2 separate regions of the Homo sapiens genome follow, and region 1 is linked to region 2. Evidence: read pairs that join two places in POLR2A ChIA-PET (ENCODE). Cell type or tissue: HCT116. All regions are shown on one strand. Each heading gives the region's core, and the rest is flanking DNA. Links, peaks and the distances in the headings are about the cores only.

Region 1 (10,167 bases), core at 3,458-5,957, 180 kb before region 2:
CGCTTTTGTTGCCCAGGCTGGAGTGCAATGGCGCCATCTCGGCTCACCGCAACCTCCGCCTCCTGGGTTCAAGCGATTCCCCTGCCTCAGCCTCCCGAGTAGCTGGGGTTACAGGCATGTGCCGCCATGCCCTGCTAATTTTGTATTTTTAGTAGAGACGGGGTTTCTCCATGTTTGTCAGGCTGATCTCAAACTCTCGACCTTAGGTGATCCGCCCGCTTCAGCCTCCCAAAGTGCTGGGATTACAGGCGTGAGTCACCACGCCTGGCCCCGTTTTTCTATTTTTTAAACTACAGTAATTCTCTTTGATTTAAATATTTGTAAAGATATGTACAATAAAACTATTCTTAAATCATAGGGGAAAACAAAATATGGAGCAATAGAGCAATTCTAAATGAAATGCAAGCCTAAACTACTTTTTTAACAAGCTTTGTAAATAATCACTTGTTTGCAAAGGAGGTGGTGATTCATGTGAGAGGAGTAGAAAGAAAGATTTTGGTCCCTTTGAAATTTTATTATTGTTCTTCTAAGTACATCGTCTAGAAAGAAAGCAAACCAATAGCGTTTTGGAATTGTTTAGTCACTAATTGTATTCCATGAGCATTCTTTCTGGTTCACTGGAATTCAGTGTATAAGTCTGGGGACAAAGTGAAGCTCTGAAGTTATGAGCTTTGGACAGCAGGATGGCGAATTAAGGTGGTGGAAAAGGAAACTTTGATGTTGGAGAAACTGGTGTAGCTCAGAACGTAGAACAGAAAAAGCCAACTATTTGGCCAAAGTATCCATCTTTTAAAGAGATACAGTTTTAATCAAGTGAACAGGTAGGACTTCAGTCTGGGTGTTTATTTTTGTCTATTTATACAAATTCTTTATCACTCAGATCAAAGAGTTTGCATTAGGTAGTATTATGTTTCTATATTTTCTTAAATCAATATACACAATGAATTGTTATTAGATCATAAGAAATGCCAAACTGGATCAGATTTACAATTCATCCACCCAAATCCTACCTGTTTTAGACCAATCCAGGGATATTATGTATGGCGACCTGGTGGTTACTCTCCAGACAATTTTTAAAGTCTAGGATGAGCCTATATACAATGCCTAAAACAGTATCTGGCAAGTGTTTGGCTTGGTAATGGTTGATGTTTGTTGAACAAATGAGTGAAAGATAAAAATCTACCATCATGCAATTATCTACATTCTCCTGAAGCTAATCTTTTGTGTTATGTATCGTGTATGACAAGTCTTTTGTTCTAAGTGTATTACATTGTCTTTTTTCCCTTTTTTCTTTCCTTTCGTTAAAGTGTATTTACATTGTCTTAAAAATTACTTATCTTAAGCATCAAGAGAGTTCTTTTCCAACTTTAGTGTTACAGAATTTGATTTGATTAGTCTTAAAGCATTAGACAAGGAGGGAATGATGTACCCCCTCATTTGATGTGCTCCCCACCCCAGTTGAACCCCAGTCTTACTTGGAAGTGGAAGGATTCTGGCTCAGGTTGTAAACAGTAAACCATAAGAAGACAAACTGTTTTGCAGAGTATTTTTAGTAAGTAGCCTGGCCTACCTAAAGGATAAATGTTAATTAGTTATGATTTCTACTTAACATATGGAATGTTACAAGATTAACAGGAGCAGATAAGAAAGAGAAGCATAATTGATTAGTAATGCTGGTAAAAGGTTAATTACAGGGAATGATCTATTTCTATGAGGTAATGATTTATTACATAGATCCTAACAAAGCTTTTATAGTATATATTAATAGCACTTTGAAAGGCCTGAAGGGACTAAAAGAGGAAGGACACAGAAGCTACTTCCTTTGGCCAACAGAGAATTTGTTGACAGAGAAACTCACTACCATATTTTACAATTTCCAGGAACTGGAAGCAGTTGATTAGCCACATCTGTTGTGAGTATGGGTGTGAAGTGAGGAAGTACTTTGCCATATATTCGCTAGTCCAGTACTTTGCCATATACATATATTTCCTAAACCTTGCAGGAATTTGGCTTATTCTTTTGGGTAAAAATGCAATTAAGAGAAAAGATCTAACTGAAGTTTTTAAATGAAGAAATATACTGGACAGCGCAGGACACACGAGAAGGTCCTCAGATGAAACAACTCTATGCTAAGGCTATGAAAGTTTGACTCCAGTGGCCTTCTGAAACAATGCTGGGAATTTAAGATAGGGCTCTAGAGCTTACTTCCTTCCAGTTTAAATCTAGGAATTTGGTCCATGAGTTAATTTTATTCACACTGAGTGTATCCAAAGAAAAATAAGTTTTTCCTGTATTTCATTAGAAAGAATAACAAGTAGCAAACTTTCAGAACGTTTTTTTCCCCAGTACCTTAATCTCAGGTAGAGGAGCATATTTAAGGAGTCATTTTAGATTAAGATTGTACTCACACCTAACCCACATCAGAAAGTCAGTGTTGTTTTGCATGTGCATTGCCGGAAGAATTTTCTGCCTCTGGCTTCTCCTCAGTGAGGATACACTTTCAACGAACTGTAAGCATTAAGAGAATTGCTTTGGAAAGTACTTCAACTAGCAAGAACTGGGATGACTTCAAAATGTCTTTTACTGGCTTCACGGGTACTTATTTTGGCACTTTCCCTGTGGGGCCGCTTCAAGTTGGAAGCCTTCTCTAGAGAAATGTGGAGAGGGCAGCACACTGTCTTCTTTCAGGGGCTTAGAACAGCTCTTTCTTCTTCTTTTTGGACATAGATAAAAGTTTTGTTGTTACAAACCCCAGGCTACCGCACTATGCCTTGTGATCCCCTTTGGAAAGCACCCTTTGATTAATTTTGGCAAGCTGTCTGTTTCCTCCTGGGATCCTGATACATCACCTAATACCACGAAAGAATATGAGGCACTTTTAGTGTAATCTAAGAGTTTTGTACAATTAGAGAGAGAGAGAGCGAGAGAGAGAGAGATTCCATTTCCATTAATGGATTACCTGACTTGAGATAGGCTTTGGACTCAAACTTGGTGAAACTCACCCAATAGTTTCATAGACAGTTATTTTGGATAAACAGAAATTGTCCCTTCTCTTCTTAAAGCTTGAAACTTACATTTGTTTTATCTGTGTTTCTTTCTGAGGATAGGACCCCTAGCCCTCTCAAAAAGTATGAAAGAACTGAAACTCACCAGATCATAGCATCCAGACACTGAGACTCAGGGCCCCTCATTCATCATGATTGCACCCTTATCCCTCCCAGGTTCCTGTTTTTCCGTACATAGTTACACTTCTTTCCTGCTATATAAAGTCCTAATTTTAGTCAGTCAGGGAGATGAATATGAGACTGACCTCCCATCTCCTAGGCTATAGCACTTGATTAAAATCTTCTTCCTTGGCAATAACCATTATCTCAGTGATTGACTTTCTGTGCTGTGAGCAGCAGGACCTAGACCAAACCCTTGGTGTTTCAGTAACACTGGCAGAGCATGGACTATGGAAAGTGGCCCAGGTACAGTGAGAGACGCCAAGGTCTCTGCTTGCCCAGTGAGATCCACTGCCTGGGAATGGCTTGGTCTGTTGTAGTTACAAATCTTACTTCTCTATTTCCAAGTAGGATCATTTAATTCTGCCACATTTTCCTTAGGAAGCTACCACGAAAACTTTCTACCTTCGTCAGTGTCACTCTCCTTTCAGTGAAGGTTCTTTTAATTCTTAGAATTAACCTAAGGTATAAGACTGTTGCAGCATCCATGTCCTACTCCCTGAAGAATTTAGAATCAAAGTCATCTGTTTTTCAGGTTGGAGGGGTCATTTGAAACTACGTAGTTCAACTTCCTCCTTTCACACCTAAGAAACTGAGGTCTTTGTAGCCGGATGAGGAAGCCTCTCACCTAAACTTCATAGTTAGAGGTTATTATAGGTCCCAGATCCCATGAAAGCCATACTCCTGTTTTACCCAGTCTAATCTTTCTATTCAGGGACCTTGGACTTGACACGTGGCACTACTTAGATAAGAAGCCTGAGGAGCAAAGGCCTCTGTGGAGGAGTTTTGTAGAATGAGATGGGAGATTAGAAGAATACAATAAAGGGAAATGTTTTTAACTCCTGCAGGAATTTTTTCAAGGTATGGTTTGAGGACTGTGGTTTCACCAGGAATCTTACAATAATCCAGTCCCCTAAAATTCCTGCCATTATTTTGTTATAGGGAGGATATTTTCGGCAAATAGGAGTAGAGGTCATGCATGAGACAGCCAGTCTAGGAAGGCAGTTCAGCTCTCCTTCAGGTTTGCTTTAGTCATGCTATATTAAAAGTTGTGAGAATTTTCCCAGAAAAGAAAGCTATATAACAGAATGTTAAAATTGAAATTTCAACAAGGCATAAAGATAAAATAAATGCAAAAATCTCAAGTAAGTTGTTGCTAAGTCACTATATGCAGATGGTACAAGCATAATATCTGGGAATGGATTCCAAACTCTTGGATCCCGTCAGAGAATAAAGAGAGGGTTTTTGTGAGCTTTCCTTAAAAGTGACTAGTAGCTGTGCTATGGGGCCTCAGCTTTTTCCACTTGGGAAAGTTACTGTCTCCTACACCAAGCCCAGCAAGCTGGGAGGGGCTTCCGTGGGACTACTCTTAAAGAGCTTAAGTGTGTTTGCAGTATGCCAGAGCACTCTAGACAAGTTGATTCTCTCCTGAAAAGTCTAAATACAAAAGTTGGTTCATTAGGACTTTGATGGTCAGGCCAGGAATTCGCTGTTGCGTGGGGACAAAGATGCTTTGGCAATGTTGCATGGGGGCAAAGATGATCAGGCCAGGAATCCACTTTGCATGGGGGCAAAGATGCTTCATTGTTGCCTGTGAACCAAGGGTTGGTGATGGGGGGTAGTAACTGGTGTATAGTCCCTCTGCTGGTGGACCAGAGGCTAAAGAGGGGTGGGCATCCTGGGGAATGAGGAGTATCACTTAAGTCTTGAGAGTTGATGTTGGAGATGTCTCCTATGATGGGATGTTCAAAGAACCCATAAAATTGGCTCAACTGCATAACCTTCGCTATCTGCCATGCCCAAAGAACAGGAAGTTGCTCAACAAACCAAATCCCCCTACCTTTCCTCTCTGCCTCACCTAAGGTTATCAGAAAGAATATAAGGCTCAGTTAGATTTGAATTTCAGATGGACAAATAATCTTTGGGACATACTTATACTAAAAAATCATTTACTATTCATTTAAATTCAAATTTAACTAGGCATCTTGTATTTCTATTGACTAAATCTGGTAACCTTACCCCCACTCCACCTTTCTTTGAGCAGCTGGTGAGTAGGTGAATAGTGAGAGGAAGGAAAGAACGAAATTGACACTGTGTTTTATGCTTCAAAGCTCTTCCCAAAGAGTAAGAAGAAAAGTCAATGGACCTGCCAAATTCTTCAGGCAAGGGCAGAAGAAGAGTGCCCTAATGAATAAATTTTAAAAGGTTAGAATGGGAATAATAAATAAAAATTATGTTTTGCGTATACCACAAATCTTTGTTAAATAATCCAGGTCTGTCTGTCTAACTCTGTTTATTGAGCTGTTCCTCTTCAGGACCATAATTATTAATTTCTCTTGGAATTAGTACTTTTCAGAACATATTTAGGGAAATTTTACCTTATCATATAACTAAAGGATTGTATTAGAGAATCTTGGCAAAGCTTTGGTGGGGAACTAGTTTATAAGGTAAGTCCTTTAGGATTTCAGGTAAAAGAAAATTCAACTCAAACAGGCTTAAATAACAAAAGAAGTGTACAGGTTCAGTTACTTGGAAGGCTCAGGTGTAGGCTGGTTAATCTAGAAGCTCAGTCATGCCAACAAGGACTCCATTTTTATGTTTTGTTTTGTTTCATTTTGCTTAGTTTTGACTTTGTCTTTTCTTTTTACAGTCAACCATGTAAACTTTATTCTAAGTCTGGCTCTCTTGTTTCATAGGGTGGCTTCAATAGGGCACAGAGAAAGAGAGAGCAATGCTGTCTTGGCATTCCAAACAGCCTGGTTGGTTGGTCACATGCCCACCTTATAGTGAAGTCTATCAAGGCTTTGCCAGGAGGCTAAGAGTGGGTTCAACTTTTACAAAAACACAAGAGCTGCATGAGAAAGACCAGATAGATGACTGCCTAGGCATAAGAGTCCTGAATTATTTTGAGAAAAATGAAAGCATGAGAATGGATGCTGGGTCAACTGTCAAGTTTCCACCACCGTTGATTATTTAAATTTCTGCCATTGACTGCATGCAGGGGAGATACCAAAAACTATTTATCTGTCTGCATGTTTATGCAATCAACCAATCTGAAAGGACCTGGCTTTCAGTGGAGAAGCCTGGCTCCCAAGGGTCTCTTGTTTGCAAGGTGTTAACTCCTTAGTTGCTATATTGAAGTGTCCAAAAGCTACTAGGGAAGGTGACAGAAGACCATGATAGAGTGGGGCACTCAGAGGACACAGGGCAGTGGCAATTTACCAACTGAAGCAGAAATATATCAATATATTTTAACAACCTTTATACTTGTACCCATGTGTGCCAGCTGAATTTTTTTTTAAAACCACAATGTGATTTTGCTTCTGAATAGACTCTCCATTTCTCTTAGTTTTCTCATTTTAAAAATGAGTGGATTGGATTAGATGATTTTAAGAATTCCTCTGAAAACAATGTTTGTGTTGTAGTCTATAACAATTTATATAAATGACCCTTTAATTCTATCATGTACATTGTGATATGTTTCAAATAGAATATCGTAAGCAGTTGTTACACATTTTAAAATGCAGAGAACCAAATTTCCATTTGAAATTTGGCACGTTAAATTTAACTGAATTTAAATTTAACTGGATCTGCATGCTGAAATTTTCAAATAGATTGTTTTTAAGACCATGAGGGATTTCTTGTTGTTTCTCATTTTCTGTGTTTTGCTTGTAAAATGTGAGAAAAAGACAACCAACTTAACACCTTAAAAACCACTAATGTTGTTTTGACCTTAACGAGAACTCAGGAGGCACAAAAACAGAATTGGCTAAAGGAAAATTAGAGTTAAGATGGAAGCCATTCATTCGCCTAAGGATGGTTCAGTGGCTGAAGTCATTCATTTCCGGCAGCTGCCGTTGGCCAGGTTACCCAAGGATGGAGAGAGAGGAAGGGAGTAGTAGACACAGGTCATTCCCACTTCCCCACCCCGACAGGTTCAAATGCCCTCACAGGTATGGGTTTTTCTCCAGGGTTTCACCTGCTACTATAACACTTCCTGAGAAGTCTACCCAATCTCTTAGGTTTTTACCTGGCTTGTCATCTTAGATACAAAAACCTCAGAGGACAAATTTTTTTACTAAAATAAATGGGAAATCAGCGACAATGATGATGCTGTTTCCTCCCTCCCTCCCCTTTCTTTGTCCTCCTTTACCCATCTCGCCCAAATCAGTTGATCGTCCCAGAGGGCAGGGTTGCAGGCACTAAAATTATAGGCAAGAGGAAAGAGTAATATAGATTATCTTTTTCTGCAGAGACGTGAGTGTTTGTAGTATTCTGAATTTTTGGTCTGTCCGATGGAGCATTTCAAGCATTTGCAGATCTAGACTTGTGGATTTTTCTGAACAAGTTGCCAGAGCTATCAAAATTAAGAAAAGCTCTTGACCTTTGAAGAGAGAACTTCTTGTCTAAAGCTAGCATTTTCTCCTATCTTCAGAGCAAAACCGGTGGCTAAGTAGATCCCTAAGTCCCCCTCCTTCTCTTTATATATAATTTTTGATATAGTTGTATGTATATACACATCTACATTAATCAACTCAGATGAAAAACTTTACTAAGAGAAACTTCTAAGGGAAAAGAGCCACAGGTATAGGGATGAATGATCTTATCTTTCTAAATGTGTTTTCTCTTATAGCACTGGATATAGATAAAATGCGTTCATAATGCTTTTTACAAAAATAGTTCTGAAATATAATTTATAAAGTTTGTTGCCCAGAGGCTAAAATAAATTTATTAGTCACAGATGAGTGCTGTGGTTCTAATAGGTCTGCATATGTGGGTAAGTATATATCATGCCTAATGTATGTTATATAGAGTTTATATACATTCCTCCAACAACAGCTTGATAAACATTGTCTCCGCAATTAAATTAAATTATCTTTAAATCAAAATTCATTTTTGAATATTTATAGATCTGTCTCAGTGCATACAGGGCCAAAAAAGAATATAAAATAAAAACAAACATTACTTGTAAGACCGACATAAGTCGCCTCACTTACTGAGTTTTCAATAACCCCAAGTTAAATAATGTTATTTTCATTTTACAGATAAGAAAACTGAAGGAGAAAAATGTTAATAACTTGTCGAAGGTCTCACAGACTTTGCTAGTGGTAGGCTGTTATGGTTTCAAACTCAGTTTTTCTAATTTTAAAGCCTTTATGTTTTCCACTCTATCACACTATCATATTGTATATTTTTTTACTTTACCCTCCTTTTTTTTTCTTAGTAAGGGGAACTAGCTATGTTGCCCAGGCTGATCTTGAACTCCTAGCTCATGCAATCCTCCTGCTTTCAGCCTCCCTAGTAACTGGGACTACAGACACGCCACTGTACCCAGCTCATTATTATTATTATTATCGTTATCATTATTATTATCGAGATGGAGTTTCACTCTTGTCGCCCAGGCTGCAATGCAATGGTGTGATCTTGGCTCACTGCAACCTCTGCCTCCCGGTTTCAAGCGATTCTCCTGCCTCAGCCTCCCTAGTAGCTGTGATTACAGGTGCCAGCCACCACACCTGGCTCATTTTTGTATTTTTTTTTTTTTTTATTAGAGACGGGGTTTCGCCATGTTGGCCAGGCTGGTCTCAAACTCCTGACCTCAGGTGATCCGCCTGCCTCAGCCTCCCAAAGTGCTGGGATTACAGGTGTGAGCCACCGTGGCCGGCCCCAGCTCATTATTTTTAAGGCATTCCTCATTGTAATTTTCCAGGGAAATAGGAAAAAAAGTTTGGAAATAGTGGAAAACTCAATAACTTTAAACTAGTGTTTATTTAAAAAATAAACACTAGTAATAGTAATGATATTAGTCATATTTATAGTATTAAAAATTACTACCTATACAGCCTAAGAAGTCATTGAGGATTATTTTATAAAGCCAGTTAACCAAGAGACACATTAGGGGCACATTTTTACAATTCTCTACTTTGCTTAATATATGACTTTAGTAGCATGAAAATGTAGAAAACACTTATCATTCCGTTGTATAGTATGCTATGTCTTTGCCATACTTGAAAGCATTTCTCAAAAAGATGTTTGAACCTTCAGAAAATTTATATTCTCTCAGAAAAAAAAATTGTTCTATATATGTTAGCTCAGGTTTGCACAGAAGACCCCAAAATGGGATTAGGCAAGAATTGGGGAAGGGAGCTAGAAGACATGGGAGAACCCTCAGACTGAGGTCTGATTTGCATGGGGAGAAAAAAGGAAAGGGAGGAGAACTGGGTACCCAGATTGTTTTTCACAAGTTGTTTTGTGAATTCAATTGAGATAATATATGTGAATGATTTAACAGTTCCCGGGTGCTAAATAAATACTCCATAAACATAGGTTTTGTTTTTAATTTCAATTTTTAGAAATCATTGCAATGAGAATTGTAGATACTCGGTGCAAGTCATCTGCCCTGTGCATTTTTCTTGTAACAAAGCTGTACCGTTATAATGGAAAATTGATGTCAGACTAGTGGTTCTCCTTCCTTGACTGCTTAGTGAGCAATCTTCAGACATCCTTGAAGCTAGAAAACTTTCTAGGTAAACCCGAGGGAAAGCGAAAGCACTCAGAGTCAACATTTTCTTCTTATGTCTGCTTAAATACAAATTTTATTCTAGAAATATTTTACTTTAAAAATCTTTGTAGTTTTATAAAATATCATGCTCTTTGCAAATATTTTAGAATAGAACATTTGGAAAAAACAGTAAAACTCAAAGTATTATTCTGTCCAACCAATTCTAATTTACACTTAATTTAAAAGTTGAAATATTTTAAAATAAAATAGAAGTTGTGTCTACATAAACAAATTAAATTGACCTTTGATTTAACAGACAAGTCAATTTAGTAAAAGTAAAATTGAAGCTTTGAATCAAAACAATGATTTGCTGTTTGATATGAGAACAAATATTATTTGATTGAGCTTTAATTTACATCATTTTTTCAGAACTTAAATTAT
Region 2 (10,167 bases), core at 2,855-5,354:
ATATCCAGAATCTACAATGAACTCAAACAAATTTACAAGAAAAAAACAAACAACCCCATCAAAAAGTGGGCGAAGGACTTGAACAGACACTTCTCAAAAGAAGACATTTATGCAGCCAAAAAACACATGAAAAAATGCTCACCATCACTGGCCATCAGAGAAATGCAAATCAAAACCACAATGAGATACCATCTCACACCAGTTAGAATGGCAATCATTAAAAAGTCAGGAAGCAACAGGTGCTGGAGAGGATGTGGAGAAATAGGAACACTTTTACACTGTTGGTGGGACTGTAAACTAGTTCAACCATTGTGGAAGTCAGTGTGGCGATTCCTCGGGGATCTAGATCTAGAAATACCATTTGACCCAGCCATTCCGTTACTGGGTATATACCCAAAGGACTATAAATCATGCTGCTATAAAGACACATGCACACGTATGTTTATTGCAGCAGTATTCACAATAGCAAAGACTTGGAAGCAACCCAAATGTCCAACAATGATAGACTGGATTAAGAAAAGTGGCACATATACACCATGGAATACTATGCAGCCATAAAAAATGATGAGTTCATGTCCTTTGCAGGGACATGGATGAAATTGGAAATCATCATTCTCAGTAAACTATCGCAAGGACGTAAAACCAAACACCGCATGTTCTCACTCATAGGTGGTAATTGAACAATGAGAACACATGGACACAGGAAGGGGAACATCACACTCTGGGGACTGTTGTGGGGTGGGGGGAGGGGGGAGGGATAGCATTAGCAGATATACCTAATGCGAAATGACGAGTTAATGGGTGCAGCACACCAGCATGGCACATGTATACATATGTAACTAACCTGCACATTGTGCACATGTACCCTAAAACTTAAAGTATAATAATAATAAAATAAAATTAAATTTTAAAAAAAGACTTTGGGAGAATGAAGCAGTGGTTCAGGCTCTCAGTCAGTTCCTATTTAATATTAAATTTCATTCTTTTAAGAGCCAATTTTGTTTGTTTTGCTGATTCAGGTTCATAGCATTCTTTATTAAACAAATTATCATAGATTTGGATCAATTTTGTGGAGTTCATTCAAAGTGTTTTTCTTTCAAACATCTCAGTGGTATCACTACTAGTTTATTTAGCATGAACGACTTCTAGGGTATTTTCTCGGTATTCAGGTTCAGTTTTATGGGTGTGGCCTTCCATTTTAATAGCCATTTATGAAGGCAGCAAAACAGCAGAAAGACACTCATCTACTTGGGGCGCATTTTTGATGGGGGTTCCACCAAAGGTGAGGAACCCTCTTTCTTTTCATAGTATACCAAACTTATAAACTACGCGAAAATATATCTACTATCTGTAGAAATGTTGACTGATTTGCCCTTAGATATCTGACAGATCCAAGTGAGAACTTATAGCTCTGCCTTTTGGGCTGACTTAAATTGGGGAAAGAGTTACATTTTCTGTTAGTTCACATTGAGTTGTCACAGCATATCCTGCTTTGTATTTTCCTTTTGCATTTTTGGCATAAGATCCATAAACAAAAAGCATTAACTCAGGATTGTTTAATAAAATGTCTTGTAAATCAATGCAAGGGGTCAACAACAGCATTACCATATTTAACAATTATGGTCTTCATCACTGTCAGGAAAGGGTAACAAGGTAACAGGGTTAAATTGATTACAGCACTGAGACAGAGATTAGAAGATGATGGGAGCAAGTTTCTTAAGATGTTAGTCTGCTCACAGAAAAATGTTGCAAGAGTGTTAGCAGCTAGCAGTTGTCAACTGAGTCCCTTGCTAGGAAATGGCCTGAGCTGAAGAGAGCTGTCTTATCAAAGTTGTATCTCTTCCTTGGGGACAGCTTGCAACCAATGACTATTCATGGGAGGTGTAAATTCCTGAACACCTACACCTAATGCAATTCAGTCTCTGAAGGGACATCCAAAATCCTCACTTCCCCGCAGTAGTGGCTAAGGCTTTTGTTGTGACTACATTCAGCTATTCTTTCCTTAATAAATATAGGCCTGAGGATATTCCTCAACAAGTTTTTACATGTACATCTCCATCTCAGAGTCTGTTTCCTAGAGACTGTAGATTAAACAATTTGCTACACCCAAAATAGAAAATTACAAGATCAGAAGATGCAATTTATAACCGTCATAGATAAGCCATATATTAAAATATATCAAGTCACTGTACCAGCAAAAGATAGTGTCCCAAACTAATGGCTTTCAAAATACATTATTCCCTTATCCCTGATAGAATAAGCTATCATTATGATCCTAAGAAAAAAGGCGTTTCAAAACAAACAGAAAAATAATAGACTACATCCACATGAAAATAATATTAAAGGAAGATAGAAAATCAAAGCATTCCATTTGACAAAAAGTTTTTTAAAGAATCTAACCATAGAGAGAAAAACTGACACAATGCCACAACGTGAATTCATTATATTTAAGCATGTACTTCCTGATAGGTAAAATCATCTTTTATGTAAAGTAAAAAATTAGAACAGAGATGGACAAGAAGAAATATATAAAATGGGAACTGGCTAAATGTAAAAGATAAATTGGAGAAACAGATGTAATTATTTAAAAAAACTAATACTAAATTTTAAGATTTTCAAGGAGTAAGAGATTCTATCATTTATATAAGGGCTGTTGAAGAGAGAAAATAAAACTACTAGGGGAATAAAAATAAACACCAAAAGTAATAAAAAGAATTAAAGTCAACCTGATCAGCCTATGAGATTAGCAAGGGCAATACACAACACATAAAATTGGAATTTCCAAAAAAGAAGAAAATGGAGAAGAAATAATATTTTAAATGATAATCTAAGAAACTTTGGGAAATAACAGAAGACCTGAATCTGCCTATTGAAACACACTTGTCATAAATCATCCAGAATAGTGAGCTCAAATATACATCCTAATAAAAGTGTTAGACTTTAAGATAAAGAAAAATCATATGCACCTTCACATGAAAATACAAACTCACTTCCAAGGAAAGAAAATCAAACTGGTATCTGACTTCCTAACAGTAACATGCAAAGTAAGATAACTGTGGATCAATATTTTCAATAAACTCATACACAATGTGTGTGCCAAGAATTTTACACCTAGCAAAGCTATACTTTCCAATTTATACATATGGAAAGAATCAGAGAAATAGAAAATAGCATTAGAGCATCACAGTTATAATTATTGAAAACAAGGTCAGCCAGTGGATAAAACTTTGAGAAACAGGATATCTGTATAGTTTCAATGTATCTCCCCAATATGTTCATTCAATATTGGGATGCTGTTATAATGTTTTCACAAATTATTTGATAGTTCTGTTTCTAGGTAATAGAGCATAGTTCCTATCCCCTTGAGTGCAGCCTGGAATTAGTGTCATGTATGTAATGAATGAAGTAGCAGACCCTTCTTTAGCCAAGTGATACAGGCTAACAAAACCGGTAGTAAATCATGTTGATATCATGTACCCTCAGATATGATACAATGACAAAGACTCTTCCATTCTGTGATATTCTTCCCTTAAATCCCTAACAAAAGCCTAATCATGAACAAATATCAGACAAACTAAAACTAAAGGACATTGTATGAAATATGTAGCCAGTACTCTTCAAAAGTGTCAAAGGCATGAATGGCAAGAAAAGACAGAGGAACCTGTCATAGATTGGAGGAATCCAAGAAGAGTTGACAACTTTGGCTTCCTAATAGGATCTCAAAACAGGAAAATGACATTAGTGGAAAAATCTCAAGTTCAACATAAAGCCTATATTTTAGTTAATGGTACTACAACAATATTAACATCTTAGTTTTGATAAGTGTGTCACGATTATGTACGATGTTCAAATTAGGGAACTTGGATGAAGTCTGCATAAAACCTCTCCATACCATCTTTGTGACTCCTCTGTAAATCTTAAATCTCTGTAAGTAAGGCATCATCATTATTATGATGAATGCATCATAATAAAAAAGTAAATGAAAAGTAAAAACAAAATAAGTAGAGGTAAAGAGAGAAAGCTAAAATAGAACAATCTCACTGATTGTAATATAAGTACTAGTGGTAGTCAAAAAATATTATTTAAAGCAGAGAAACCAAAAATAGCATTATAAGTGCAGACACAGAAGAGTGAGTATGTAATAAAGGTGTTAATGTAAAGATAACTAAAACAAAAATGCAAACTGTCTGAAATACCAGGAGAAATAAAAATTATATAAAACAAGATATAAATAAACAGTAAATACAACACCATTGATAAATATTAAATGAAATAATATGATAGAATTTGGACTAAACATGTCAGTCATTGAAGTTAATAAAAATGAATTCAACTAAACTATTACAAGAAAGATATTTTCGGACTTGCTTCAAAAGAAAAAATCTAGCTCTATGCTTTGTACAAGAGATGTAGCTAAAACAAAGGAGAGTCAAAAAGTTACAAATAAAGTGATGATTGAGATGTATCAGATAAAGTATTGGAAAGAAACTCTGTATCTATAGATATAAAAACAGTTAATTAAATGCACAGTGGAGTACTATGTGAGTGTTAAAAAGGAAAATATTAATACCTACTGATATGTAACAATTTACAGGTTATTTTGTAAAGTAAAAAAAAATAAAAATGAAGAGCAAAAGCCAAAATCAAGGCAAAATATGTGTTTGGACACACACACACACACACACACACACACACACACACACGGTCTTATGAGTAAGAAAGAAGGGGAAATAAGAGTGTGTATATTTGTGTTTGGAAAGTTTGTTTCTTTTTTAAAAAAAGAAAGAAATTAGAAACCAGAAAACTGTGAAAATTATTACCTATTGGCCTCTGGAAAAATATCTAATATCCCATTGTGAGGCAGAAAAAAAATACACATGAGTAGCCTAGACATTTTTTCTTTTTTTTTGAGACAAAGTCTCACTTTGTCAGCCTTGACATCTGTACCAGACAACAAGAAATCTGTCAGAGACTACTAAGGTCATATCCGAAGGACTGAGAAACCAATATGGTATTTTTGATTTGAGCTCCTATCGGTCAAAGAATAATAATTATAATTTATTAAGTTGATAACATGTTAAAATCTATGAATTCATAGTGATAATTTTGAAAATAATAATCTTCATAGGCTATTAGACAACACTTATTATTCTGAAAACTGACAGGTTTATTTATTCTGCTTTTTAATGTGGATTGTATCTATTTGGAGCTCTCAGGTTTGTATTCACTGAGAAAATAAAACTGAATTTGTAAAGAGTAAGAGAGAAAGAAAGTCCGGGCGCGGTGGCTCACGCCTGTAATCCCAGCACTTTGGGAGGCCGAGGCGGGCGGATCACGAAGTCAGGAGATCGAGACCATCCTGGCCAACACGGTGAAACCCTGTCTCTACTAAAAATACAAAAAATTAGTTGGGCGTGGTGGCGGGTGCCTGTAGTCCCAGCTGCTCGGGAGGCTGAGGCAGGAGAATGGCGTGAACCCCGGGGGGCGGAGCCTGCAGTGAGCGGAGATCGCGCCACTGCACTCCAGCCTGGGAGAGAGCGAGACTCCGTCTCAAAAAAAAAAAAAAAAAAAAATAGAGAGAGAGAAAGACAGGAGAAAAAGAGGAAAAGAAAAGTAAAGACATGGGAAAGGAAAAAAAGAGTAAAAAAAGTAAAGACAAAACAGGAAAAAATAGAGCTAGGCAGGGAAGGAGGACAGATGCAAGGAATCCAACACTATCTAGAAAAATTAATTTTTTAAATGCCAAAAATATTCATTCTGAGATGCCATTAAGCCTGGGATAAAGAAAATCTCCTTAATGTTTCCAGAGAGATAATCAAGAAATGGGAATGAGAATAACATGCAATTTCTCAAAAGCAACACAGCATGCTAGACTATAAAAGAAAAATGCCTTCAGAGTGCAGAAGAACAATTATTTCAAATTTAGATTTCCACACAAATTAAAATATAAATCGCGTGTGAACAAAGGCTGCCAAAGAGCCCGTCAAGATTTTTTAGTAAAATGATGGAATGAACCATGAAGAGGAAGATGGAGAGTTTGGAAACAGAATATCTAACAGGGAAATCAGCAAAAGGGAAGTCTCTGCTGGAAGGATGAGCATTGGGTCTAGAGTGCAACCTGTCTGGACTGGAGCAGGAGGACTGATCAATGAACAGGGGGAGGTAATATTGAGCACCTTTTCTTTTCTTTTGTTTCTTTTCTTTTATTTTTTCTTTCTTTTCTTTTCTTTCTCTTTTCTTTTCCCTTTTCCCTTTTCTTTCCTTTCTTTTCTATTCCTTTCCCCTTTCCTCCTTCCTTCTTTCCCTTTCCCCTTCTCTTTCTTTCCTTGTCCCCTTCCCTCCCCTCCCCTCCCCTCCCCTCGCCTCCCCTCCCTTCCCCTTCCCTTTGACCATGAGAATGCAGGTATTTCTTTACGATTTTGATTTCATTTCCTTTGAATAAATATTCAGAAGTGGGATTACTGGGTCATTCGGTAGTTCTAGTTCTAATATTGTGAGGAAATTCTTACTGTTTTACATAATGGCTATACCAATTTTTATTTTCACCAACCATGTGCAAAGGTTTTCCTTTCTCCTCATCTTCATCAACACTTGTTATCTCTTGTCTTTTTTTATAATAGCAATTTTAACAGGTGTTAGGTGATGTCTCACTGTGGTTTTGATTTGCATTTCCTGGAGAGTTAGTGATATTGACTAACCACCCTTCCCTTCCCCTTTCCCTTTCCTTTCTTTTCCCTTCCTGTTCCCCTTTCCCTCCCTTTCCTTTTTCCTCCTTTCTTCCTTTTCTCTCTCTTTCTTTTTCCTTCCTTCCTTCCTTTCTTTCTTTTTCTCTTTCTTTCTTTCTTTCTGTCTGTCTTTCTTTCTTTCTTCTCTCTCTTTCTCTCTCTTTCTTTCTTCTTTCTTTCTTTCTATCTTTCTTTCTTTCTTTTCTTTCTTTTTGAAATAGGCTCTTGCTCTGTCACCCAGGTTGGAGCAAAGTGGTGTGATCACAACTCATTGTAGCCTCAAACTCCTGGACTCAAGGGATCCTCCTGTCTCAGGCTCTTGAATAGCATGAGTAGATGGAACTACAGGCACATCCCACCACAAGCACTAATTTTTAAAATTTATTTTAGAGATCGGATCTCTCCATGTTGTCCAGGATGATCTTGAACTCCTAGCCTCAAGCAATCCTCCCCACTTGGCCTCCCAGAGTGTTGGGATTATAGGTGTGAGCCACCAACCCTTGCCTGAGCACCTTTTCTTACACTTGCTGGACATTTGTATATGCTCTTTGGAAAAATATCTTTGGAGGTCCTTTTTCTATTTTTAAATTGGCTTGTTTATTTCCTATTGACTTGTATGATTACTTATATATTTTAGACAATGTCTTATTGAATCATGGTAGGCAAGTATTTTCTTCCACTTGGTAGTTTGCCTTTTCATTTTGGTAATCTTTTTTTTTCTTTTTCTTTCTTTTTTTTTTTTTTGCTGTGCAGACAGTTTTTAATTTGATGTATTCTGTTTGTTCACTTGTTTTTCTTGCTTGAGATTTTGGTGTGATTTTTAAAAATAATCAAGGAACTTATTTGTTATTTTTAAGGAGTTTTACAGTTTCAGGTTTAAGTCTTTAATCCATTTTGAGCTGATTTTTGTGTATGATGTAACCTAAGAGTCCAATTTTATTCTTTTGCATGTGCATATCTACTTTTCCAAGCATTGGTCATTGTGTAGATTATCCTTTCCCCAGTGCATATTCTTCATGCCCTTGTGAAGATTTTTGATTATATATGCACAGTTTTATCTGTGGGCTTCTATTCTTTTCCATTGGTTTATTAGTCTATTTCTTTAATAATAAAAATAAAGCTGGGGATTCACATTTCTTGATTTCAAAATGATTAAAAATCTAAAATAATCAAAACAGTTTGGCACTGGTGTAAGGATGGAAGTATAAATCAGTTGGGAAAGAATAGTCTCCTAAACAAATTGTGTGGAACAGCAGGGAATCTACATGTAAAAAATGAGTTTGGACCCCTATTTGTAAACTAAAACTATAATGTGTTAGTAATAAAACTATAATGTGTTAAAAGAAACACAGATATAAATATTTGTGGCCTTGGATTTTGCAACATTTTCTTAAATATGACACCAAGAGCATAAGTGACATATCAAAAATAGACTAGACTTCATCAAAATTAGAAACTTTACCTCAGAGAATGCCATCAAGAAAATAAAAGACAACCAATGGAATAGGATAAAATATATGAAAATCATATGTTTGATAAGGGAAATATATCTATAATTAATGAACAGCTCTTACCACTTAATAATAAAATTACAAGTTACTTCTTTATAAAAATGTCAAAGGATCTGAGTAGTTGTTTTTCCAAAGAAGAGATGTGAATAGCTAATAGTACATAACAAGGTGCTCAACATTATTAGCCATCAAGGAAATGCAAATCAAAACCACAATTAGATACCAGTTTACATGAACTCTAATGGCTATAATAAGAAAGACAATAACAGATGTTGAAGATGTGGCAAAGTTGGAAGAATCATATATTGCTACTGGGAATATACAACACTGCAGCTACTTTGGAAAGCAGTCAAACATTTCCTCAAGAAGTAAACAGAGTTGACATATGACCCAGCAATTTCACTCCTAGTATGTACCCAAGGGAAATGATAACACTTGCTCATACACAAAATTCTACACAAATGTTCAGAGTAGCATTATTGATAATTAAAAATATTATTTTAAAGTTTATATGAGAAAACAAAAGACTAGCATAGCCAACACAACACTGAAGAAGAACAAGGTTGGAACACTCACACTACCAGATCTCAAGACTTCTATAAAGCTAAGGTAATCAGTACAGCATGGTATTATTAAAAGAATATACACAAGTTTAAGATAACAGAATAGATGGACTATAATAGGCCCACATAATTATAGTCAAGTAATCTTTGACAAACTAACAAAGGCATTTCAATAAAGGATGATCTTTACACAAATGGTGCTGGAACACTTGGATGTTCATATTCAAATAACGTAAGCCTAGACATACACCATACATATTTCACAAGTGCTGACTCAAAGTGGATTATAAGTCTAAAATGTAAAACTAGAACTATAAAACTTCCAGAAGAAAACATAGGAGAAAATGTAGGTGCTCTTCAGTATGCTCATGAATTTTAGATACAACACCAACAGCACAATCCATAAAAGAAAAAAATAGGTAAGTTTAAGTTATATTAAAATTTAAAACATCTTCTCTGAGAAAGACACTTTTATGAGTATCAAAAGATAAGCCGTAGACTCTAAGTAAACTTTAACAAACACATTTCTGATGAAGGGTTTTATACATAATATAAAGTTCAACAATAAGCAAAGAAACAATCCAATTTAAAAAAAGGTAGCCGGGTTCAGTGGCTCATGCCTGTAATCCCAGCACTTTGGGAGGCTGAGGCGGGTGGATCACCTGAGGTCGGGGAGTTCAAGACCAGCCTGACCAACATGGAGAAACCCTATCTCTACTAAAAATAGAAAAAATGAGCTGGGCGCGGTGGTGCATGCCTGTAATCCCACCTACTTGGGAGGCTGAGGCAGGAGAATTGCTTGAACCTGGGAGGCAGAGGTTGCAGTGAGCCGAGATCGTGCCATTGCACTCCAGCCTGGGTGACAAGAGCAAAACTCCATCTCAAAAAAAAAAAAAAAAAAAAAAAAAGGGTAAAAGATCTGAACAAACATCTGACCAAAGAAGATATAAAGAAGGCAAATAAGAACATGAGAAGATGTTCAACATTATTTTTCCTTAGGTAATTGCAAATTAAAACAATAAGTAGATACTTAGAATGGTTACAATAAGAAATTAAATATCAATTATTGACAAGAATGTGGAGCAGCAAGAAGACACATATGCTCACTCTGACAGCTGAGAGCACCTAGAGCAATAATACTCTAGAAGCAGTCAGCACATCTATCACCCAGATCTGGTTTGTAATACCATCCTCCAATTACAAAAATCCAGGCCTTCTGAAAGAAATAGCTGATTCTAGGAATGCTGCGGGAAATATATGAGATATACTAGCAGCCAATAAAAAAGTGCCAAAAATAAACCAACAAAAACACATCCCATATACACAATTATGGGTGTTTGTCAAAAGCACACAGGAGGCGAGGGAAAT

Evidence for each region. ChIA-PET counts read pairs that join two places held together with the same protein. Peaks named below come from ENCODE experiments on the same cell type or tissue, not always from the same donor. Only the 100,000 strongest peaks of a DNase experiment are listed, where the experiment ranks them.
Region 1: POLR2A ChIA-PET joins it to region 2 with 5 read pairs; 2 of 35 experiments call an interaction of 5 or more read pairs at or near these places.

The regions. Positions count from the first base shown.
Region 1 is chr3:98,545,680-98,555,846 of GRCh38, reverse strand. No RefSeq gene overlaps it. Among named protein-coding and RNA genes, the nearest start is that of GPR15, 19 kb to the right of the region's middle. RefSeq lists enhancers at 1-64, 3,692-3,741 and a silencer at 9,624-9,673. In HCT116, for the core only: no CTCF peak of the experiment used is centred there; no DNase peak of the experiment used is centred there; H3K27ac peaks cover 1,971 bases.
Region 2 is chr3:98,368,679-98,378,845 of GRCh38, reverse strand. No RefSeq gene overlaps it. Among named protein-coding and RNA genes, the nearest start is that of OR5K3, 17 kb to the left of the region's middle. In HCT116, for the core only: no CTCF peak of the experiment used is centred there; no DNase peak of the experiment used is centred there.